Linked DNA regions of Mus musculus: regions 1, 3, 4, 5 and 6 are each linked to region 2. Evidence: chromatin loops called from intact Hi-C (ENCODE). Cell type or tissue: left cerebral cortex. All regions are shown on one strand. Region 1 overlaps Sntg2 (syntrophin, gamma 2). Region 2 overlaps Sntg2 (syntrophin, gamma 2). Region 3 overlaps Gm31939 (a long non-coding RNA gene). Region 4 holds the start of Gm32259 (a long non-coding RNA gene). Region 5 overlaps Tpo (thyroid peroxidase). Region 6 holds the start of Pxdn (peroxidasin).

Region 1 (4,000 bases), 120 kb after region 2:
TAGTATTTTGCGGAAGCCACAGATAATTCTTCGGAGTCTTTGCCTTAGTCTACTGCCTTGGGGAGTGACCGCTCGTGTATAATTGTCCTGATCTGAGTCCATGCAGTTAGGTCCAGAAGCAAAATGCTTCTGCAACTGTTCCCTTAGCTACCTCCACACTCCTGCCCTGCTGCCCCAACCAGCCATCTTTCTTCCAGACCTGCCATCTTTCTTCTAGATGTGACTCACTTACACCCTCTGTGTCTGACTCCCTCAACCTCTCTGTCTGCCTCTCCTCCTGCATTAAATATCAGCTTCTCCATGTAGAATCTTTCATTTCTATCTCTGGGGATTATTCATCTTGACTGTAAGGGATTAGTGCCCTGTGTGCTGATGGATACTGAAGCCTCCACTTTCAGACACAAAGATTGCTTCTTAGCTGAGCAAGATAAACTCATCACAAGTCTTCCCATTTGTACGCTAAGTTGATTCTCCTTTCCTTTGTGTGTAGAGATTTAATAGGCTCTCAAGATCAGAAATGAAAATAAATAGGAAGAGGTTTTAAAGTTGGAAGAATTGAATCATAATAGATGAAAGAAGCATAGAGTGTGGATGACTTTCTCCCCGGAGCCTCTCCTGGCTGCCCACTGTGCTCACAAATCTTTCATCTCCGTCAGTGGCAGGGGCATGTGACTTCTCCAGTCCTGGCTCACTGCTATAGGCAAAGTCGTGTTATCTTGACTCTCGGTCCTCAGTTTACCGGATTCTTCGTTTTTAAGAACTACGGGGTGGTTAAGAACTTTTCACAGTTATAAAAGGCCCAGTCACTGGTTCTTATCCAGGAAAATTAATGCCAAGTCCAGAGCCTCGGTTGGGAGAAGAGTTGGAGAAGGTTTTAGAGGCAATGACTCTCCCAGTGTGGGTTAATCTGGCTCAGTAGAGTCTGAACCCTCTGGAGCTGCTGTGACAGAGCTACACAGGCCAGGTGCCAGAGAGCATCAGTGATCTGTCTCTCATTGTGAAGCCTGGAATCCCGGGTCAGGGAAGAGACTGGTCCTGGTGACCCAGGGGACTGCCACCCTCTCACTTTGCTCTCACATGTAGGAAGTGGCAGTGGAGCTCCTTCTGCAGTCCTAAAAATGACACTGATGTTGACAGTTCTTTGGCCTGTCACCCATGAAGACCAAGTCCTTCCCAGGGACCATCTACCCAGATTTCTTCTTTGGAATGAACTGTCTTTCTTATGTGGAGCTAAGTGGAGACTTCTCCAGCTGTGTTTTACAAATGCCCTCTGCTTCCTGCTCAGTATAGATGTGATCTTAAGAAGGTGAAGGGTTCTCTCTGCCAAGCAATTTTCTGGCATAGAGAGTTTGTTGTTGTTTTGGTTGTCTTTACTTAGATAAGACCTGATTCAAAGCTCCTGCAAGTTTACCCTGCAAGGTAGCAGGGTGACTCCCACGCATCTTCAGTCTGTGGTCCTGTCCCAAAAGGAAAAAGGAAAATGACAGACACTAGCCACCATAGCCAGTGTAGAATTACCAAACCCAAATCAGAAACCACATACAAATGAATAGTGAGATTGGGGAAGAATGAGCCATGTGCTCCTGGAAATAGCGGTTGCCATGGTTTCGGGGCATGGGATCTTATAGTTTCTCCAGATCAGATGCCTTTAATATCAGGCACTAAGAGAGGGCTGGAGTCAGAAGCCCCTCCTCTCTCCTGGTGGTGACTGAGGGTCCTTGCCTTTGCTAGCCTGGCCTTATGAGTACACTTGGGTAAATGGTTAATGTGTATGTGCTCAGTTTCTGAATCTTGATAATAACACCCTTATAGGGTGAGGATAACACCATGGCTGTGTTTGAAAACTGACGCACACTGATTATTACAAAGGAAGGGAATCTGCCTGCTGGCTCTTCTTGTTGTTCATTTTAAGTACCATTGTTTGTTAGATGTGTAAAGTATCTTCATTGCCCCTCCCATGTTATTTAATCTTTGACTTCAAAGACTTACAGAGAGATACAAAGAGAATTGATATACTTTCATTTGAAAAGTGTAAGAATTCTTTGCACATTGTTGACCTATTAGAAAATGCACATCAAAAGGGCAGAATTTCCCAACACCCATGTAACTCTAGTTGCAGGTGATCTAACACTGCCTTCTAGCCTTTAAGGGTGCTCATGCCCACACAAGCATGAACACATGTACACACACACACAAAGAATAATCATTTTTAAAAGGCAGAAATAGGAGAGGGGTATACAATTCTGTATCCTTTCCTTTTTTTTTTTTAAACTAGGGATTCCCTCAAGACAGAGTCTCACAAAGCTGTAACTGAGACTGGCTTTGAACTGATCCCCCTGCCTCCATCCACTGGACCCAGTGAAATTCTTTACTAATTTTCTCACCTCTGTAAAAATCAGTAGAATCCTAGCTAGAAAACATTGCCCAAGGCTCCTGGGGCAGAATTTAAGCAGTTCGTGGACTAAGAATTTATTTTCAATTTCCTGCCAGTATCTAAATGAAACAGAAAAGGCGCAAGTGACCAGAGGGTTTGTTTCTGTGTTGAGCAGTGTGCATGGTGTGGACGAATCCTAGCTTGTCCCAGCTCCATGAAGATCTGGACAGTACACTTCCCTGGTACATGAGGCCCTTTAATGAGCCAATATACTTATCGATGAAGTTTTCTCAGAAAATACTTCAGGTATCATTTAATGTTTGGTTTTGAGATGAAAAGGAGACTTTTAGTGGAACAAGTTATAAAATAACAAGTTTGGGGATTATGATGCAAATAAGGATGAAGGCTTAAAAATGAGGGATTTGATTGGCAGATTAAGTCATATCCCATCACCATAACTGAACCCTGATGTAGCATCAATATATTGCATTCAACTGGCTTTGAGATAATCTAACAGGTTTTCATTTGAGGAAGACATAATCAGATTATATGGTCACTAATATGGATGTGGGTGGTATAGTGATATTGTATTGTCAGCACCAGAGAATACAGAAGTAGTTGATACTTGAAATTCAACTGTTCCTTCAGCCTTACATGGCTTTTGCCTGGCCTTTTGGTGAGAATAGATAGCAATTAGCTGCTGACCATGCAGGTAGATGCCACAGCGCTCTTGGAAGCAGTCCTGTCCTTGGATAGGGGTATCTTGGGGGTGAAAAATCTTGCTGGAGTAGAGACAAGGCTTTGGGTCTCAGGATCCCTGGATGGAGAAGGGGCTGCATATGGCATTCCATCAGCTTGGAGAAAAAGAGGCAGGGGTTTCTGTTTCAGATGAGAGCTCAGGTATAATGTGGTAGATTTCCAGCCATATTCTATATCCTTAATCAATAACTTTTTCCAATTATAAATAAATAATATGTAATATGTAATAACTTATGTAATACTTTCATAAAACATAATCAAATCCTGTTAAAATTCTTTTAGTCACATTAACTGAAATTCCACTCAGGTCCAGACAGAGGACTGGGCTTCACTCCATCATCATAGGTCTTCAAACATCATCCTGGGTAGATGGTACCCTTCTCACTGACAAATGAGGACCAGAGGGTTGGAGTCTGCTTGTTTTCCTGTTTGTCTGAAGACTGAATAGAGTCCATTTACTTCTATTCTAGATTGACTTTATCGCCTTCTCTGTAACCTCTTTCAGGTTCTTGATAATTTTTACCAGAAAGCTTTAGAATATTGGTCAGACATTTTGCTTCCTTTAATATCTGTGCATTTAGTAGTTGAGGCACTTTGGACTTCTGCAAGAGCCCCATTGCAATGCTTTTTCATGTTTCTGTGTTATAATTTGCACATCTGTTGGTTTGCATATCTTTTCTATATTTGGGTCCAGTAGGAGTCTTCACATCTGGTGTACAGAGACCGTCAGAACCCCAACACTTGTTTCTGTTGCAAAAATCTTTCTTTGGGGGTTGGGCTTTTGGGGAAACATGCCAGGCTAGCGTTGCCCTCTTTGGCAGGCAGTCTTGCTGTTCTCTCTTCTGGTTGTCCCCTTCTCCAGCTGCT
Region 2 (4,000 bases):
TTGAACCTCTCCGTGAGTTTTGGCAGACTTCAGTTTTAAGTGCATGCATGACACAGAAGTCTTCAAATAAGCTTGTTGAGCTCCACGTCAATCACTAAGTCGCAAGACAGTCCCAAGACCCGTTCAGCATCTTATGTGTCACGGGAACCTTGATGATGTGAGATGGCCCATCAGAACTGGACTTGAAGGGAACTGTTTGCAGTAATGTAGTGCTAAACTCCATTGTGTTGAGGTTCGGGGTTGTATTTAAAGTAAATCTGCCAAGATTGACACTTGCACATTCTCAGAATCCGAGGATTGTGTTACCTGCAGTTCATGCTGCAGTACTTGAACCTCTGATGAATGGTGTCTAACAAATCCCAGGAGCATAGACACCTTTGAAGAATTCTGCAGTTTCTTAACAATTACTGTGCATAACATTACTGAGCTTTGCAATGCCTAGCTATGCCATCGTTTCAGTTCACAGAATTTAGAGCATTTACTTAGAAAAATAATTATACTGGATCTAATGTAGTCTGACTTTTTTTCTCTCTGGCGTCAAAAGTATAATTATTCACTATAATGGCTGCTTGTTTGAATACTAGCAATTGGGCCAGATTTGGTGTCTCACACACATTTTCTGAGTTAGGCCATTTCCTAAAGTTCTGTTCTGAGAACCAACCATTCCATAGACTGAGAGTCTGCAGTTCTTAGCAGGACTTGTGTTTACTGTGTAATTTTTTTTTTATTTTTAAGTGGTCACCCTTCAATGCACAGCAGTGTGAACTGGTAAGCTGTAAATTCATAGGATGATCTACCCTGCCCATGGGAAGGTGCAGAGATTTCTAGTCGTTTTGAAGGCACGCTTCGTAAGGGAATCTCTTAGCCATTTTTTTTTTCCAGAGCCGCTGTTACTGCAGAGATAAGTTAAGCAGACACTGTAGGATCCCAATACTCCCCCTTGTTTCCTGCTCCTGTTACGTGCGTCCTTATTTCTTTCAGACACTTTTGATCTCACCAATAGAATTTCTTTTGGTGCCTGTGACATCATAGGCCAATCCCATGTATTTTAAAACAAGGAGTTACTTGATTTTTACCAGGAGACAACATGCCTCATGGTGAACATGTAAACAGGATCTAATTTAGAAACCTGAATTTACTTGTTAAAAATATCAGAAATTAAATTTGTCCCTTTTTTCTGAAATATATGTAACAACTTCTCATATCTACTTATCTGTATAGTTTTTGGTTGTAATCTAGACATATATTCCAGGATGGCTCGTACAACACACTTTTGAGAAGCCAGAGAAGGTGGCATTGAGGCACAGGATGAGGGGGGCACTGTTGAATCCAGACCCCTTGTTATTAAATGATTTCCTTCCTTCCTTCTCCCTTGTGCTGTGCTGTGCTAGTACCCAGGGCTTGCACTGTACTTACAGTATAAAGAGAAACTCACTGGTTAGCATTGGAGAAAATTAGCAACCCTCGCTGGGGAAGCCCACTTACCCCCTTCTCACCTGTAAACTCTCCAGAGCAATTCTTATTGGTCACTTGCATTCTGACACCAGTCACCCTTAGCAATCAACTGTCATTTAGAAATGACAATGTACATATGACATATTTCAGTGTAGTACGTTATGATGCTACGATATATGCATACATTATGTACACATCTAGGTAGTATGGTTCTCAGAAACTGGCTATTCAGTTAGACTGAGCGATTTCGTTGTATAAGATGAAAAAAAAAGAAGGTTTCTAAAGGCCTTCTAAGGAAAAGACATTAACAATTTCATGGAAAAGGCACTTGGGTTTTGTACTGGTGAGTGTTTCCCTTGTGGTCCAATAACCGCTGCTGCCCTGAGCTCACATAGGTTTGGAAAAGTTGCATTGCTTTCTGCCAACAGGAGGTGGCGCTGAATCCTCGGCCTTCCTGGAGTCCCATTCAGCCTGTGGAAGCCGGCTTATCCCTTCTATTTCTGCACTAAGCTCCCCTTGCGGACTTGATCCCCACTCAAGGCCATTCCTGGCTTCCTCTGGGAGCACTGGCTGTTCTTCTCTACCCCCAAGGACACACAGGGCATCTTCGAAATCCTACCCTGCCCAGAGACAACTAAAACTCTATACCATCCTGCACGCTTCAACACATGCTATTAAAATGTGCTGTGAGGGCTGTGTGATTCTTTTTCAGTTTGAATTTCCTTGTTAAACATTTCTTTTCAGATGTGGTATTATTATTCATCCGTTACATTTTTATTAGGCAAATAATTAAGATTTAAGGAAAACGACTATGCCTTTTTAGCTTATTTAAGGCTGTAATTGCAAAGTTATAAAAATGTCAGGTTATATTTTTAACACATAAGGTATGCTAATTTCAGAGATGACTTACTCCAAAATTGCTAAATTTTCATTCTGCTTACCCCGTTTTATCGCCATTTTCCCTACCTGCCTAACACCTTATCTGCCTTAATATTTACAGTAATGTTTTTGTATTGTGAAAGAACGATGCTACTCTAAACTGTCAGCATTTTGACTTACCCAGCTTGGATAGGCACCAGAATCCATTTGACATTTGGACGGATTCCACTTGGTTACAGCTCTGACTTGTATTACGATAAATACAATCACATGAGATATTAAAACCACTGTGTGTGTGTCACTGTGGTCATTGACTTTCATTTTTTGGATTTATTTCTCTCATCACTGTTCCTTGGACCCCAGCTCCAGGAAGAAAAGTACGCCTCACTCCAGACAGTAGTAAATTCATTTAAGCCCAGACTGGTGAAGAATAAACGTATCTATTTTTATTTTAATTGAAGTAACTAGGTGGAAAATCACACAACACTGTTGAATCTCATTCCTAGAACTGATTCAAACAGTTAGAGGTCTAAGTGGCAGTACTGTGTTATAGGTAAAATACAACCATAGGATTCCACCCAGTTTCTTAATAAACAGTCCATATTTGTGAAGGGTGGTATGATTGTCAGTGATCCTAAAAAGTTATCTAATTTATTTTCCATGAGAAACAAGTACTTTGCATCTAGGGCATGCCCACACTGCTAGGTGACTCAGCTTTTAGGACTGGAACAGAGTAATCCCCCTCCCCTTGCCCTTTCCAAGATGAGGTAAAAGAGAGGAAGTGGGCCACCCCCCAACTTGTGTCTCCGATTGACTGACTGATTTTTCCTGTGGTAAGCGGTGTCGTGCTGCACTCCACTTGCTGAGCTTGTCATGTGCCTCACTGAGGACAGGGCTGCCCCCATCGCCTCAGTCCCAGACCTCTGTGCCTTTGTCTGCAGGCAGATGCTCAGCTTTAGGGTGTGTTGGTCACTGCTCCTCTCCTCTTCCTGACCCAATATGATGACTGCCTCAATTGGGTTTTCACACTTGGGTACATAGTGTAGCCACTGGAAGTTATTTTGCATAACCTCTTGTTTGTTACTGGTCCCGGGGCTTCCCAAACTATGCCACTATTTCATTCTGGCCCCCACAAACTGTCTATAGCCATTCTAGTTGGACTGGCTCTGTTTAAGGGTTCACAGAATATGTCTTCAAGGCTTGGCGTCTACTAAACCCTGAATTGCATTTCCTCTCTGATGTCCACATGTCTGAGCATCGTAGAGTCGACCACAGACCTTACTGACTATTTAGACTGTGCCCTCTGAACTTTTGGCCTTGATTTTCCAGTTTCCTGGACAGCTGTGCTAGCCTGGCATTGCCCTAGCTCCCCTATCCCTGGCTCATTCTAGTTGCTGGTGCAGCCAGGACCTCCCACCAGCATCCACTGCTATCTGTATGCTCTGCTCGGAGGCTTCCCTGTGACATCTTCAGGAGCAGTGTGCCTGTGCCTGGCCTTTAGGAAGCGACAACCCCAGCTCTGATAACAATAGTATCTCTAAAGGAGTGGCAATTATGCCCTTTTTCTTAGGAGGAGGAGGCAAGTCTGAGGTGTTACTTATATTCCCCGGTAGTTGATTCTGCAGTGTTTATTCATAGCAGTTACTACTATGAAGGAGAGGAGAAA
Region 3 (4,000 bases), 440 kb after region 2:
TGAGGTGCAACCCAAGAACAGAGTACCTCGGAGAGTCCCATGAGTCCCATGTAGAGATTTTACATTATAGGAATAATTCATTTTATTATAGAAAATTCAGACAGTGTTCATAGAGACAACAGGGTCTCCCTGGATTCTTCTGCACCCATTTTGGCTCTTCAGGCATTCACAATGAATGTCAGGCATTCTAGCTTCTAGTCCTGTCTGAATCAAACTCTTTAAACAGGATATTTAAGCCAGTTGCATTGGCCCACACCTTTAATCTGAATAATGGGGAGGTAAAAGGTGGATCTCTGTGAGTTCAAGGCCAGTCTGGTCTACATAGTGAGCTCCAGGACAGTCAGGACTACATATCAGAAACCCTGTCACAAACAAGCAAACACACAAGCAACAGAAAAAAAAATCCAAAAATTTCTCTTAGCCAAACAGAGCCAAATCTGGACTGTTTATTACAAAACAAACAAACAAAACATCGGACCTGGGCTGGGCATATATTTCGGTTAGTAGAGGGCTTTCCTATGCTCTAGTTTTATTTCTTGAGTATCTAGCTTTTGATACAACGGGCTCATGACCCTACCTTCCCTTAGTGTCAGCCAGTGATGGAGGGAGGCTGGGGCCAGCTGGGCCAAGCTGCTGGTTACCAAACAGAGGAGGAGCTTTATAGTCAACTGACTGTGCTTGCTTTTCTCAGGGTCCTGATGCAGCTTGCTTGTCCCTTTCAGAGCTGTCACACCATGGGTAGGAACTGCAAAGCTCCTTCTCACACAGACTGAAGATCAGAGACATCCTTCCCCACCCCGGACACAGGATGGTAAGGCGAGAAGCTCAGTGTTTGCCTTCAGGCTTCCAGGGACACTGGTTTCTTAGCATAATGGAGTTGGGCAGTGTCCAGATACACACACATACACATACACACACACACACATCCATTCACATACACACACACATACATTCACATACACACACACAAACACACACACAAACACACACACACATTCATACACACACATACATTCACATACACACACACACAAACACACACACACACATTCATATACACACATACATTCACATACACACACACAAACACACACACACATTCATACACACACATACATTCACATACACACACATACATTCACATACACACACACAAACACACACACATTCATACACACACATACATTCACATACACACACATACATTCACATACACACACATACATTCACACACACACATACACACACACATACACATACATTCACACACACACACACACACACACACACACACACACACACACACATACATTCACATATACACACCAAGCTTCTTGCTCTCTCTTCAGCATCAGCCAGCCTTAAGCCACTTCTAACTTCTACCTGCAACTGCCTTCATAGGACTTGATGGCACCTGCTCCTGGGCTGCAGCCACACAAGCTTCTGCCAGAACTGAGCTGTTTCCCTGCATCTGTCTTCTTGGACTGCAGTGAGCTGGCTTGGTTGTGTGCCCCGAGAGCAGATCTCTGTACCCCTTTCTACTAACTCCAGGTCTCTGTTTGCTCCCCACAAGCCAAGCAATGTGTCTACCCCTTTGTCTAGAACCACCACCATTTCCTGAGCCCAGGCTCCGCTCTCACTAGCTGCCCATGATCTCTGGCTCAAGGCTCCCACCCCTGCATCCTCTGAAACATCTGAAGAATATTTCTCAAATACACACATTGGTAAAAGGACCTTCCTCTCTGGAGAATGAACGTCAGTGGGCTTGGGGTAGATGAGAAAGGACACTTGATGTCTTTCCCTTTCCAAAGCCAGAACCGACCCACTGTGCCACCACTCCTCTGCCATCACTGTCTGCCTTCCTGCTTTGTCCCTGACCTGTTCCCTCCAGCACCATACGCAGGCAGACAGCTGTCAGTTATAAGCTACTATGCCTCAGTAGCAGAGGCAGTGAACACAGGAGCTAGAGACAGCTCCACACTGCCCCCTGGAGCATGGAGTCCAGGAACTTCTTTCCACTCAAGGAAAGCCAGAATTTTCTTTCCTTTTCATTTTTATGTGGTTTTGTTTGCTTGCTTCTGTTTTTTTTTTTTTAAGAGTAGATGTAGAGTTGGAATTTATTATTAGGAAGAGATTTTTAACCAATATTTAGGCACAAGCATTAACAAAAGGAGTGGTGCTTAGGGAGAAGATGGGACATACCCAAGTATGGTTGAAGGCTTCTGAAGAGAGTAAACTTACTGTGAGCTTCTCCGGAGTCTTAGCAGTAGCTGGATGTATGCTTTCAGTGTGTTCTGAAGTTACTCGCTAGGCTTTAAGGTCCCAACTAACCTGCCCTCCCCTTCTCTTCTTTTTCCCTTCTCTTTCATTTCACCTTTTCCTTTTTTCTCTTTCCATTTCCCTCCCTTGCACCCCATCTGTAGTTTAAGCTGACCTTGCACACACTATGCCTACACATGACCTTTAGCATATTGTCTTCCTACCTCTACGTCCCAAGTCTTGGGATTACAGGCATGCACCACTGTATACAGTTTACACGGTGTTGGGGATGAAACCCAGGGCCATTCCTAGCTTCCTAAGGCTAGCAGCTGCCATGCAGCTCCTCTGGAACCTTCCCTTACTGAAGACACCTCTGCTGTTCACCTGTTCGAGTCCTTCTGACAGAAGCAGTGATGGTGACCAGACGCGGGGTCCAGTGCTCCTAAACACACATCTTTGTTTGCATTTTATTAAAGAAAGAACTTCATTGGACTTACGGGTTCCAGAGGCAGAGTCCACCAGGGCCCGAGAAGCACAGCAGCAGGCAGCAAAAGCAAGAAGCTGGAAGGTCACATTCGTAACTGAAAATCTGAAGCAGAGAGAACAATCTGGAAATGGAGTGAGGCTCTGAACTCCCAACGCCCGTCCCCAGTGACACACTTCCTCTGGCAAGGATACACCTGTCAAAGGTTTTACAGCTCCACTACCTGGGACATGTGTCCAAATATAGGAGCCTAGGGGGCACATCCCTCCTTTCAACCAACACAGACCACATAGCAGGACAAAGAGAAGACAGCTGTGACTTACCTGAGCCCATGTCGCCTCTTACGTCCAGAGAGGTGACTGGTAATTCCATGTTCCATTTCCTCCCTCCTGTTTTCCTTCAATTACTAGATATCCACCACTAGGCCTCCCCCATGTAACCCACGGGTTTTGCTGAGACTCATGTATCCTTTGTTTCCATATCTTGCCTTGATGAAGAAAAATAACTTGAGGCAGCATAAATGCTATAAGTAATATTACAGAGTAGAGTGGGAAACGGATCCCATGCAGTTTGGAGAAGAGAAGGAAGAGGACCTTTGGAGCTCTGGAGCAAGGATGGCCGTGTGTCTGTGTGTGTGTGTGTGTGTGTGTGTGTGTGTGTGTGTGTGTGTGTGTGTGTGTTCTCGTGCACTCACAATTAAAATAGAAAGACAAAATGCAATGCTTGAACCTTTTCTTGGCACATAGTTAAATTGCATGTTGGTTAAGACCCTGGTTCCTCTGTGTAATCTTACTTAGTTCAAGCACTACAGGGTCTGTCTGTCTGTCTGTCTGTCTAACTGGGAAGAGGCAGATGTGTCCTGCTGCCAGAATATCAGGTCAGTCATTGTGACTGGAAGAGAAGCCCGGTCCTGGCTGTGCTGAGGAGGGGCTGGGAAAGGCTGCTGCCCCTCCCAGGGATGAGGCCAGCTAAGGAGGTGTGGCTGGGCACTCAGCAGGACCCTGTGTTATCAGTGCCTATTACCATGGTCCAAGAGTGACTGCCATTACCTGCTGTCAACTGTCAACTGATCTCCTCACTGCCCTGCATCCTTTGTGCTTGCAAAGCTGTTTTAACACCTGTGGAGGGAGGGACATCTGCTGTGGCCACAGACTATGGCTTTTCCCTTCATCATCCCCAGCTCTTGTGCTTAGGTATTGTGGTTATAAAAACCAAAACTTGAAGCTAGGCAATGGTGCATATGCCTTTAATCCCAGT
Region 4 (4,000 bases), 210 kb before region 2:
ATAGAGATAAAGGTTTAATCATTTCAGCCATATAGCGAATAGAAACAAGATACAGGAGTTCAGTTGCCCTAAGTCTGTCTTCAGGAAAGTGACATGAGGTTTAAATAAAGGGATAATTAGGGTAGACTGGCGAGAGCTATTCATAAGTAAGCAATTTTGTCAAGAACTGGCAGGGTTGATAATTATCTCAGTTTCAGCAGGTGGTTAGAAGTCCTTAATGAATCAGGATAGAAAAAAAATTAAGGAGACACTGGAAGGGAAAGGAGCCCCCTCACCCCTTCCCTGAAATCTCCCATCCATTGAGATCATGAAAGATGGCTGTCTCTAGGCTTTTATCTGCACTGGTCAGGAGACATGCAGGTCATCATGGTCGTGTTCTGGTAACTGACAACAGTGGTGCTGTTGAGCATCCTCCAGCAGGAGAGCTGTGCTCAGGTGATTTCAGGCCAATACTATTGATGGCCTTACCCTACAAGCTCCTACCTCTGAGCCTTAAAAACTTGTGTGCCAAGTGACTTCTCCAACACTTGTGAAAAGTCGGGTGAACTTCCTGGAAGGTAGCTGAGAGCATCTTAGGAAAGGTTCGTAAGACTAAGACCATATCTGTATCTCTTCCAATGATCTGCTACCCAATGTGCTTGGTTCTGAGGATCAAGGAAGATACCACGAGTCTCTACTACAACCTCTAGAAATTATCCTCTGCTCTCTGGTTTAGGACTCTAGTCTTGTCATTCATTTGGGGGTCTAAGAGTGCTGGCCCATGACTTCATCTCAAGGGTGTCTTAGGAGGTGGTGCTGAGCACATCCCTCAGGGCCAGGCACCCATTGCCTCTCTGTGTCTCACTTGAATGATAGTCAGATGTGTAGAAGTGCCTCTGACCTAGGGTAAAGAAAGATAACTTATCACCAAATGAGGGCCCAGCCAGGCCAGACACCAGTCATCTGCTGGAAACCTGACTTGGGCAGATGCTCTGTGGATTCCTAATCCATTTTGACCTGACCTACAATCCAATTTTTTTCCCTTTAGTATCAGCTACAAAATTTTAACAATGAATTATTTGATAGCATTTCTCTTTTTATTAGACGTTTCAAAGGAGGTCAAAAAAGCGTTGTTTGACTGTTCAGGCAGGAACTCCTGGAAAGACCAGGACCATCTAATCATGGTGCTCTTAGGGAGCATGACTTTGCCAGTCAGCTGATCGTCTATGTTGCCAGCAAGTCTGACTTCTTTGGTCATCTGATCACCAACTCCACACGGGCTTGGCATCTACCCCTGGCCTTAGGCCTCGTTTTTGCTGCTTCCTAGCTTTTTCTTAGTTGAAACACCTAAAACAGCATTTTTCATCTGTCTGATGTTCAGTTTTGCACATTGCTACAACACAACGGAAGGGAGAATGGCCTGCATCTGATCCACTGTATACAAGAGGAACAAATACAAGGGATGGATCATATTTCTTCTTAGAAGATACCATGAACCCTGAGTGAGAAGCACAGAGTCTCTCATCCTTCTCCTGTGCTCCTCCTGTCTCATTTCCTGAGATTGTACAGTGCTCACCTTAGTGGTCATGACCCAGTGCTCACCTTAGTGGTGATGACCCAGTGTTCATCTTAGTGGTGATGACCCAGTGCTCACCTTAGTGGTGATGACCCAGTGCTCACCTTAGTGGTGATGACCCAGTGCTCACTTTAGTGGTGATGACCCAGTGCTCACCTTAGTGGTGATGACCCAGTGCTCATCTTAGTGGTGATGACCCAGTGCTCATCTTAGTGGTGATGACCCAGTGCTCATCTTAGTGGTGATGACCCAGTGTTCATCTTAGTGGTGATGACCCAGTGCTCACCTTAGTGGTGATGACCCAGTGCTCACCTTAGTGGTGATGACCCAGTGCTCACTTTAGTGGTGATGACCCAGTGCTCACCTTAGTGGTGATGACCCAGTGCTCATCTTAGTGGTGATGACCCAGTGCTCATCTTAGTGGTGATGACCCAGTGCTCATCTTAGTGGTGATGACCCAGTGTTCATCTTAGTGGTGATGACCCAGTGCTCATCTTAGTGGTGATGACCCAGTGCTCACCTTAGTGGTGATGACCCAGTGCTCACCTTAGTGGTCACGACCCAGTAGCAGCTTTGTCACTACTGTGCTCCTAAAACCCTTGTTTTTTGTTCTACTCCTCATCCACTCATAGCTGTAGCTTTTTAATATTGCTTAGACTCAAACACACACACACACACACACACACACACACACTCACACACACACACACACTCAAAACATCCAGAAGTTCAAACCGCGATTCTCTCTTTGTAATTACAATAGTATCCGTATGAGAACAATCGCTGTCACTCCTGCAAAGGGAGGAGTCATTTACTTGTCATTTCCCCAGTAGTCAGAGGTCTGGGAAGACATTCTGGTCTTGCAGGCAGGGCTTTCAAATACCTTAACTGGACACTAGGGGGAAGCACCTTCCTTCCAACAGGCCAACAGGCAGCCTGTCATACATTTCCACATTTGAAAAAAGTAAACTTTCATATGTTCAGTTTCTGAAGCGAGAGCTTTAGTTTGCACCATTAAATATATTTATTGAGAATGATGGAATAGATAAACACAGCATTATTTTACTCCTCTGGCATAGATTAAGTTTTAGAAGACTAGTCATTTAAAAATTGCCTGTGAAAAAAATTGGTAATCACAGGTACAACATTTAGAGAAAAATACCTACTGAATCTGATAGCACACTGTCATTTTATACTTATGATATTTTATTATTCTCCTTTTTCAATGCTCGTGGAGACATTCACATAAACACTGAGCAGGACACATCCCGCTGTCTTAGTTTAATTTATTTATCCCTGTCTCCTTAAGTATGAACCTCTCATGTGGCTCACCAATCTGTGCCATTTATTTTCACACCTTCAACATCTCTAGCAGCACGGGGATGGCTGAACAAAAAAAAACCACATGTGATAACTCATTTAGAAACTGCCCCAAGGAAGAGGCTATGTCTTCCATTTCTAACCAGGCACACCTCTGTAAACTGCCTTATATTAACAGACAGGCTACTCCTTAAGAGGAAGGAAGGGGGCAGAAGGAACCCATTGCCACTGCATTTTCTTGGGACAATGCAGTCAATACAACACAAGGAGTCCCGATTTCTGCCTCATTCCTTACCACCAAGCGATATGCCAGAAGAATATGCATATTTGGGGAGCTAATACCAGCAGGTGCATTGATTATAACCCTCAGCATCTGAATACTTTTATCTCTCCTTTTGTTTTTGTTTTTTTTGCTTTGATTCAAAATAGAAAAAGAAAAGAAAAACGCACCTGGCTCTATGGCTGGAGGTACAGATGCACAAACACTCTCTTGGGTGTTTGCTATATTTGAAGTCAGGGAAGTGAGAGGAAAGCCAGCACAGCGTAGATGAGCAGCTCTGTCAATGTTTGTATCTAAACTCCAGACCTCTGGTGGCTCCAGGTGCCACCCTTGTCAGCCCCAGCCTCCTGCTCCTGGTTGGTGAGTGCCGTGCTCTTCTTTGCAGGCAATGCCAGGTAGGCAAGGGCTTGGGTACAGGTGAAGCATGGCAGTTTTCCTTAGCTTATTTTCCATGTGTGTAGTTTTTAGTTACTACTACTTGAGCCAGAACAGTACTTCTGGAGTCTAGCCCAGTAAAACTAAGAGCCAAGGCCATTCATGTACCTACTGAAGTCAGACAGAGAAGCCAGGGTAGACTGGATGCAAAAGTAGAGGCCCTGGCATGGAGGCCAGTTGGAGCTAGACTTTAGATTTTGCTGAATTCAGCCTTCACTGAGAGACAAGGATCAGGTCAGGGCAGATCAGGTTCAACACAGCATGTGGTTGCCTGGTTCCAGAGTGTGTAGGAGAGAAAGTAGAAGATGGTACTGTAAGTAAAACTGTTGTCTCATTTGAATCACTCTTGTCCTTAGGAACAGAACTCCATAGAACCAACCCTGTCCTTAGGATCTCATGAGTGCTCAGGT
Region 5 (4,000 bases), 240 kb after region 2:
CATTGGTTGGCAAACATGGGAGAGGATGAAACAGGAGAATCACAATGTCAAGGTCAGCTTTGGCTGTACCTTCAGTCTGGAATCAGGGAGGACTTGCTGGGCATGTGTGAGGCCCTAGAGTTAATAATTTTTTTAAAATCATCAAAATCACTACTCCTACCCTTCTACTTCTGCTTGGGGTCGTAGCGCCCCTGTGATCCCACCTGAGGCAGGAGGATCATGCGAACAAGGCTAGCATCAGATGTATAGCACATTTGAGTGAACTCAGCCTGGACTTTGCAAGACTCTGAAATAGAAATTGCTTCACAATGGTTCAATTTTCTATTCTTTAATATAAGAACGTTTATCAGCTGAAAAGTAAACAGTGCCTTTGAAACAGTAAATATTCACCAGTAAAATGTATTTGAAACACAGTTTTCATATGATCTATTTCACTACAACCAAAATTAAATATACTTGGAAAATGAGAATGCAGATGACTTTGTGCATTTGGGGGACATCAATGACACTTTGAGAAGCAAAGCTATAGGGGACAACACACACACACACACACACACACACACACACACACACACTTACTATGCAAAGCCAGATGCCTCAAAGCACAGAGGAAAAGAAACCTCGGCACCTGGAAATTCAGTAATAAACTACTGAAAATGAAAAAAAGGTTTCATTTTCTCCTAAAGTATACCCATGACCATTATAAATCTAGGAAAACTTTGCTCGTAGCCTCTCTTGACAACCCTCTGTAGCACATGCTCCATGAAGCACTGCGTATTCCTCTCAACAGACTGAGATGGGCTTCCAGTGTTTGTGCAAAATTAAGATCCATGTGAAATTATCTTTATGGCGAACTCAGCGGCTCGTTGTAGCTGTGAAAAGAAAATAAGATGCAAATGAACAGCGTGAGCAGGAAAGCTGCCTGCAAATCCTGAGATTGGGAAGCCAGCCTAGTGGGGGAGTCTAAAAGGAAAGCTGGCCAGCTCTGTTCCAGTTCACCAGATTTCTGAAAACAGAGATCATCAAAACACGATCCACACAGAACGCTGAGTGAATCCCAGGTGACCAGAGTCAGCCAAGGGCAGCACGTGGGAGCCTGGGGCCTCTGTGGCTTTGGACAGGAAGACATTGGCTTTCTTTCACTTCTTTTGCTTTGTATTTGTGAACATGTCTGGAAGTATGTAGCCTGTTTCTTTGTCCTGGCATACGGTATCTTCATGTATAATGGCTTCTTGCATTCCAGTTATGAATATGCAAGAGGTGGGATTCTAGAGGCCAGTGTGCCTCCCAGAGCAGATGGCACTTTCAGGACATACACATAGAAAGCCGGGACAGGGAATAAGTCATGTTACTCTCTAGAATTTGGATTTCTGTTCTAGACAAACAGAAGAGACCAAGTTGAAATTCTTAGGATCATTGACTCTAGCCTCAACCACAAGTCCGAGATAGCCTGGCCACCTGCCTGCTGGGTAGATCTTGAGATGCAAAAGAATGCCACAGGTCTTAGAGAAGCACTCTGTTTCCCCCTGCTGGTCAAGAAATCCATTGCAGAGTATCTCCCCACTCCCTACCAGGAAGAATGAAAGGAGACTCCAGGTCTCTAGGCAGCCACACACTTCCAGGAACCCACATTAACAACACAGCTGCCAGCCAGTGGCCAGGAGGCAGTCCCCATTTATCTGCCTATTTGAAGCTTGTTCCCTAGTAAGAAACAACCCTTCTCTTTCCCTTCTTTCTTTCCTTCCTCGCCAAGTGTCTGCCCCAGCAGCTCCCCTGAGAAGTCAGCACACAGACCAAGGTCTGCTGGCAGCCAGTTTTCTCTTGTTTATCCTTCCTTTGCCTGTCTAATTCATTCGGCCCCAGAAAGTTGAGGGAAGATGGGCAGAAGAGAAGATGCTCTCCTCTGATGCGGATGAATGAGACACCTCTAGTCATCCCAAACATAATTAATTTAAAATCTATCCGGCTCCACAGAGAGTTTAGAAGATCACAGAGGAGAAGTGTTTCTGTGGGAAATTTTTCAACAGAAAAATCTTTAGTTCAAAGATAAAATTTGAAATAATCAACCTTTCTTTAAAGTTGGGCAAAATGGAAGCATAAGCAATACATGATCGTGATAATTTAAATATCAGCTTAATATTGGTCAATAATAGGATATTAGTTCACTGGCAGCTACTATTCCCCAGAAATGCACATGACACTCACATATGCATGTGCGCGCGCGCACACACAAACACACACACACACACACACTCACACATATACACAGACACACACAGAATTTTTCTCCATAGGTAATTGTTCTACACAAGCATTTAGCTCTCACATAATGCTTCTACTAAGTTCAACCTCCACCTGGGTACCAAATAGGTAAAGACTATGTAGTCAAGCACCCTAAGGCTCATAGTGCACAGGGCACACAGTGAAGAACTGATCCTGTTTCGTTCGGCTGTATCCCACTCAGAGGGTCTTTATTCTGCTAAGAAAGAGGGAATGAGTTGGATAATTTAAGTAGACACTTGAGGGGATGGAGGGAGTGGACACGGGTGTGTAAGGGTGCTTCTGCCCATGTGCATGTGTATAGAGGCCAGAAGAGGGTATCGGGGTTCCTACTCTATCACTCTCTACATTATTACCCTAAGACAGTTTTGATTACCGAACCTGAAGTTAGACTGGCAGCCAATAAGCCTCAGTAATCTTTCTATCCCTGCTCTGTGCAGTATTGCAGTAAAAGGTGCATGCAGCCATGTCAAACTCTCTTCCTGGATAATGGGATCTGAGCTGAGGTTCTAACGCTTATGCAGTGAGTGTTCCTATATACACTAATCCATTTTTTTAGTGCCGGATGGCAATACATTTTAAAGTAAGGGGGAATCAAGCTACCATACCTAGAGCTTTGACAATTAAACCGTATCCTTGTAGATTTCGAGGATCTTAACAGTCCATGGAAAGGAGTGTGGTTTTCACTCTGTGGACATCAGGGTCTTTGTGTTGTGAGGGGAGGCACAACCCAGCATGTCTATATTTAGAAAGCCACCTGACTTACAGCAAGAACAAAAAAAGAAGTGAGTTGTCTGAGACATAACTTTTCCCACTCAGCAATGGGGGTGTACAGAACTTTCCAAAAGGCATTAAGGCAGTGAAAGGAAAAGACACACATTTTCAAGGGTCCCCAACTCCACTTGACTCCAGACAACATGTCAAAGACTATCTTAGTCATTGTACTGTTGCTGCAAAGAGAGACGACGACCAAGGCAATGCCTATAAAAATAAAACATTTAATTGGGGACTTGTTTTACAGTTTTAGAGAGTTAGTCTAAGATGATCATGGTGGGCAGATAGGCATGGCATTGAGAGCTTTGCATCCTGACCCGTAGGCTCCAGGCAGAGAGAGAGAAACAGACGTTCACGAAGGGCGGGGGGCAGCAGACTGATCCTATTGTGGGCTTTTGATACATTTACACCTACCCCCAGTGACACATCTCTTCCAACAAGGCCACACCTATTCCAACAAGAACATATCTCCTAATCCTTCCAAATAGTTCCACTAATTGAGCCAAGCATTCAAAGAGATGAGCCTATAGGTACCATTGTTATTGAAATCATGACAGAGGCCATGAATACTAGTGGGGACAGAAGTAGTTCAAGTTGAAGATGAATATTTGGAGGAGGATAGCCAGAAATAAAAGCCAAATTAAGCAAAGATGTCATAGAGGAGGAAGAGAAGAGAAGTCAAGAACCAAGGCTGGGGCAAATAGGACCATAGACAAGAGATCCAGCATCTTCTGGCCCTCTGAACTCAACAGGCCTATCACAGAGAGCCCTGCAATGTGTTTATAAACAGAGAGAAGAAATAACATGCTCACAGTAAGAGCACTGAGCAGGATGTCGCATTCCAGCTGTGGTGAAACTGCTCATTAAGGACAAAGTCCATCATGACCAGATAGTTGCTGGGCTTGTCACATTAGGGGAGATAATGTCCCTTCAGTAGTGGGTGTTC
Region 6 (4,000 bases), 430 kb after region 2:
GGAAATCTTTCAAACAGCATCTCTGGTGTTTTTCTGGAAACCTTATACACCCCTTGCTGCATTTAATTTTTTAAATTACTTTTTAAAAAGTTTATTCCTGTATATGAGGGAGGGGAGGAAGGAGGGAGGGAGGGGCATGTGGCATGCATCTGGAAGTCAGAGGGCAATTTGCAGGCAGGAGTCAGGTCTCTCTTTCCACCATGTGGGCCTTAAGACTCAGGTTGTCAAGCTTTGCTGCAGACCTCTTTAACCACTAAGCTTGCCCCCGCCCCCCCACCCCTCCACACACACACTAAATTTTTATGTGGCATGGTAGCATACAAGGCAGAGTGGGGGGACTCCTGCTGGGTTCTACAGCACTCATGTAAAAACACTGCTGCAGAAAGCAACTAAGAATTGGGAACAGTCTGAGAATCTGACTTTGCCCAGATGTGAGAAATGACTCTAGGGTCCAAGTTTTGGCCATTGAGTCACTACAGAAATTCTCTGTATTTGGAGACGTTCCACTCTGGCCCAGTTTAAAAAGTTTATTGGTTTAAAGCACACTGTCTGTCCTCTCAGATGCAGCCTTGGCTGACCATCCACACCCTCTGGAATGGAAGCCTTATTTAGCTCTCTAGAGGACTAGGCTAGGCATTCCCACCCCAGACTGGCCGCGTGCGGCCCGCACAATCTCCCCCAGAGGAAGTAGGACACCCATGCACTTTTAGAAGTGAGAGCCCTGACCGACCGCCCACTCCTTGAATAGTTCCCTCAGATTTTTATAACTTTCGCAGGCATCCTCAGAGATGCCAAAGTCCTCCAGCCCAGCCACAAAAAAGTGAAAACTCTTTTTGGAATGCAGAAGTGCAGCTGCAGGACCCTGAATTACAGTTGGCCCCTAAACGCATGCCTTCCTTCACAGAACCAAATCTCAGAACACACAGAGGCCTGCAGCCAACTCTGCAGCACTGGGATTCCTTCAGATCTGGGGGCTTTCGGTGAAGGCGCAAAGCACAACTCCAGGTGAAAAAGCCAGGAAGTGGAGGACGTCTGCGAAACTGACCAACTGAGTAGAAACAGCAAGAGGAGAGTCCCAGAGCTGCTCAGAACTTGGCCACCCGCACGATGGTGGGCCCTCCATGGCACCTGGAACGCCAAGCTTCTTCCAAGCAAAGAAAAAGCTCCTTACAAGGGCTGCGCCCAACAGAGTCCTCAGGACACCCAGCGAACTTGAAGGCTCCAGCGCAGAAGCCGATGGGAGTACACTTGGCGCTGTGGCGCCGCGGGACCCAGAATCTGCAAGAGGTTTCCTTGGCGCAGGGTGATGTGGGGTGGGCATCCTTCCAGAAGGAGGAGAAAGGGGGGCAGGTACACTGATGGAGAAAGAAGGGGTCGGAGGAGGGACGACCCAACCCCAGGCCTGCGCTTTAGAGAAGAGAGAGGGAGAGGAACCCCGAGTGGAGAGAAAGTTGAGAAGACACCGGAGGGAAGGCCAGGCGGGGAGGGCTCGAGAGACGCGCGGGGCTTTCCCTGGCGACTCCCTACTACTTCCCGGTCCAGCGGGAGATTCCGAGTTTGAACAAAGGCGGCTCCCCAGGCCGCGCGCTAAGCGCTCAGGTCCGCCCCTGGCGTCCTAGCCAGGACGGACAAAAGGCCCAGCACACCCTGCGCCGGACGCCGGGGTAGCCCACCTCTCCAAACCAGTACCCCTGCCCCCCAAGATACCCACGCCCCTCGATCCCCCTGAATCGCACGTCCCGCAGACCCCAGCGCCCTCCGGGCCGCACTCACAGGATGGAGGTCTGCGGCGCCACGGCGGGCACGGCCTCCAGCAACAGATGCATGCAGCGCACGGTGGTACGGAAACACAGGCAGCGGCTTGGACAGCCTGCCCCTTGCTTCGAGGCGACCACCGCCATGGCCCACCAGGCAAAGCACAGCAGGAGCGCCAGCAGGCAGCGGCGCGTGGGGCGCACGGCCATGGCAGATGGCGCGGACAGGAGCTGGCACGCGTGAACAGCAGCGGAGGAGGCCTCGGCGGGCGCGTCCACCGCCGGCTCCCAACTGAGCCCTCCGGTCCCCGGCCCACGTCCCAGCTGTGCGCGGGGGGCGGGGAGGGGGGCGCCAGCTGTGCACATGCGCGTGGCTCCGCCCCCTCTTAGCTTCGCAGAGGGCGGGGGCTGGGCAATCACCAGGGCCTTGGTGTCTGAACCTAGCGACCCTTCTCGGAGGTGCAGCAGGGCCTCCTTGGACTGCAGGACCAGTGCACACAGACTCCACTGTGGGGGGCTCCTAGAGGTGCAGAGGTGTCGCTTGGGACAGAGATTGGATCCCTGATTCTGCTTTTAAAACTGCAGTACCACAACAAAGTTACCCCACATCCCTTTATCATCCTTTCTCCCTGTATCCAAGGGTTTTGTTGCTAGTAATACCTTTTTTGAATACTTACAAATTTTGTTGTGTTCTAGGAAGTGAGCTTTCGCGGCACTGCCTCTTTTGCCTCCGTGCCCACCACTGTTCCCACACAAAACATCTATCTCTAGTTTTCCTCGTTCCTACTTGAGAAACTGAGGCACAGCAACCTCCCCACCCCCCAGTGCACAGCTTGTGGGAAGGCTGTGCTGCAGAAATAGAAGCTCCCTAGCGAGAGATTCCTGAGGTCTCCAACATTCACCGCCAATGAGGAACCCTTGTGGGGAAGATGGGATGGCTTTTGCGTGGACAGCGTTAAGACAAGGGAAGCCCTGAGGTTAACATCAGAGTGTACTCTGCAAGATTGAATGCTGACACTTTATACAGTTCTCTGATTCTCCCTGGGGTTCCAGTCTCTCCATTCTTCAGCCAGGAAGGCCAGGTTAGGCAATACAACCAAGGGAGCAGAGGTCTTAAATGTGAGGTTTGGAACTGGAGCCCAGGTGTGACAGTTGATCCTGATTCTCAACTTGATTGGACTGAGCACCTAGGAGAGTATAAAACTCAACTCTGGGGGAATTTATAGAAAGTTACCTAAAAGGAGAAGACCTACTAAGAACCAGAATGACACCCATAGGTTGGCAGTGTAATAGGATAGATGGAGAGGAAAGTCCAACAGCCCAGGTGTTCCTTCTGTGATTTCTGGCTATGTAAAGGGAGTTACCCAGTTCTGCCAGGCCTTTCTGGACAGGCAGACTGAAATCTCTGAAACTCTGAGCCAACACAGATCTTTCTCTCTTAAGTTTTCCCTCCGTGTTTTGTTACTTTATTGAAAAAAAAAAAAAACAAGACACCAGATGTATCTTGACCTGCAAACTACTGTGTTTCCACTCTGACTTGGGCATCAGGGTACTGCCCAGGGATGGGGTCACACTCAGGCACTGTCAGGAGACTTCCGATGCACTGTGCCAGGCTGTACGGTGGGGGAACTGGAGGCTGTTGGAGGAGGCTCCAGTTCCTAGTCACTGGGATCTCTCCATGACTGGAATACCTCCGACCACCTGCAGCATGTATTCCAGAGAGAGATCGGGATTCAGGCCTTCCTGCTAAACTGCCAGCATGCTATCACTTTCCAGGCCACACTCCTGAGAGTAAGAATCGTTCAACCCCAAAGCCTCCTGAGAGGCTGCCCACCCCAGCAGAACAGACCTTCACTGCCTGGAGCTCCTGCAGAAGCAGATCTAAGTTTCCATGAGGGCAGAATTCCCAGGTATGTATTGCAGCCGAGATGAGCACAGGGCAAGATGGAACAGTCAAGCCCGTGTACTGTGATAGAAACCAGACTCCTATCTGCTGCAGTTAGTACAAGTCAGGAGCCCGATGGACCCTGTCCAGTACAAGACAGCGTTGCCTTCAACGGCAGCTACAAATCCAGGGTCCCTAGGCCACATGCCTCACCGACTTGTTAGAAAATCTTAGTCAAGTGTGTGATACCAGAAACCAAAATAAATCTTTTTTCCTTAAACTCTGCACTTCCCCCCTTAACCCTTGGGTAGTCCCCACACTGTGATTTTCCATAGCCTGGAGATTATCATCCCTGCAGGCA

Evidence for each region. A loop is a pair of places that touch in the nucleus more often than their neighbours do. Peaks named below come from ENCODE experiments on the same cell type or tissue, not always from the same donor. Only the 100,000 strongest peaks of a DNase experiment are listed, where the experiment ranks them.
Region 1: a loop joins it to region 2, with 2.3 times the contacts of the local background. A loop is called at or near these places in 2 of 42 quality-filtered maps.
Region 3: a loop joins it to region 2, with 4 times the contacts of the local background. A loop is called at or near these places in 11 of 42 quality-filtered maps.
Region 4: a loop joins it to region 2, with 6 times the contacts of the local background. A loop is called at or near these places in 14 of 42 quality-filtered maps.
Region 5: a loop joins it to region 2, with 8 times the contacts of the local background. A loop is called at or near these places in 19 of 42 quality-filtered maps.
Region 6: a loop joins it to region 2, with 2.4 times the contacts of the local background. A loop is called at or near these places in 5 of 42 quality-filtered maps.

Annotation. Positions count from the first base shown.
Region 1 is chr12:30,246,894-30,250,893 of GRCm38, reverse strand. The region is part of intron 9 of Sntg2 (syntrophin, gamma 2); the gene reads left to right. Among named protein-coding and RNA genes, the nearest start is that of Gm32084, 100 kb to the right of the region's middle. In left cerebral cortex, no CTCF peak of the experiment used is centred here; DNase peaks (open chromatin) are centred at 1,642 and 1,783; H3K27ac peaks cover 423 bases.
Region 2 is chr12:30,367,895-30,371,894 of GRCm38, reverse strand. The region is part of intron 1 of Sntg2 (syntrophin, gamma 2); the gene reads left to right. Among named protein-coding and RNA genes, the nearest start is that of Sntg2, 3.5 kb to the left of the region's middle. In left cerebral cortex, a CTCF peak has its summit at 1,883 (motif pointing right); DNase peaks (open chromatin) are centred at 902 and 1,887.
Region 3 is chr12:29,925,040-29,929,039 of GRCm38, reverse strand. It overlaps Gm31939 (a long non-coding RNA gene), which reads left to right. Exons shown (of 4, transcript XR_001780596.2): 3 at 723-811; 4 at 2,736-4,000. Among named protein-coding and RNA genes, the nearest start is that of Gm31939, 11 kb to the left of the region's middle. In left cerebral cortex, a CTCF peak has its summit at 1,997 (motif pointing left); a DNase peak (open chromatin) is centred at 1,961; H3K27ac peaks cover 261 bases.
Region 4 is chr12:30,576,672-30,580,671 of GRCm38, reverse strand. Gm32259 (a long non-coding RNA gene) reads left to right here and starts at 3,479. Exons shown (of 4, transcript XR_872635.1): 1 at 3,479-3,550. In left cerebral cortex, a CTCF peak has its summit at 2,452 (motif pointing right); a DNase peak (open chromatin) is centred at 2,450.
Region 5 is chr12:30,126,291-30,130,290 of GRCm38, reverse strand. The region is part of intron 2 of Tpo (thyroid peroxidase); the gene reads left to right. Among named protein-coding and RNA genes, the nearest start is that of Tpo, 4.3 kb to the left of the region's middle. In left cerebral cortex, a CTCF peak has its summit at 1,528 (motif pointing left); DNase peaks (open chromatin) are centred at 918 and 1,519; H3K27ac peaks cover 517 bases.
Region 6 is chr12:29,936,098-29,940,097 of GRCm38, reverse strand. Pxdn (peroxidasin) reads right to left here and starts at 2,062. Exons shown (of 23, transcript NM_181395.2): 1 at 1,774-2,062. The coding sequence starts at 1,964. Gm31939 (a long non-coding RNA gene) reads left to right here and starts at 2,111. Exons shown (of 4, transcript XR_001780596.2): 1 at 2,111-3,664. In left cerebral cortex, a CTCF peak has its summit at 1,609; DNase peaks (open chromatin) are centred at 742, 1,312, 1,488 and 2,019; H3K4me3 peaks cover 2,034 bases; H3K27ac peaks cover 2,880 bases.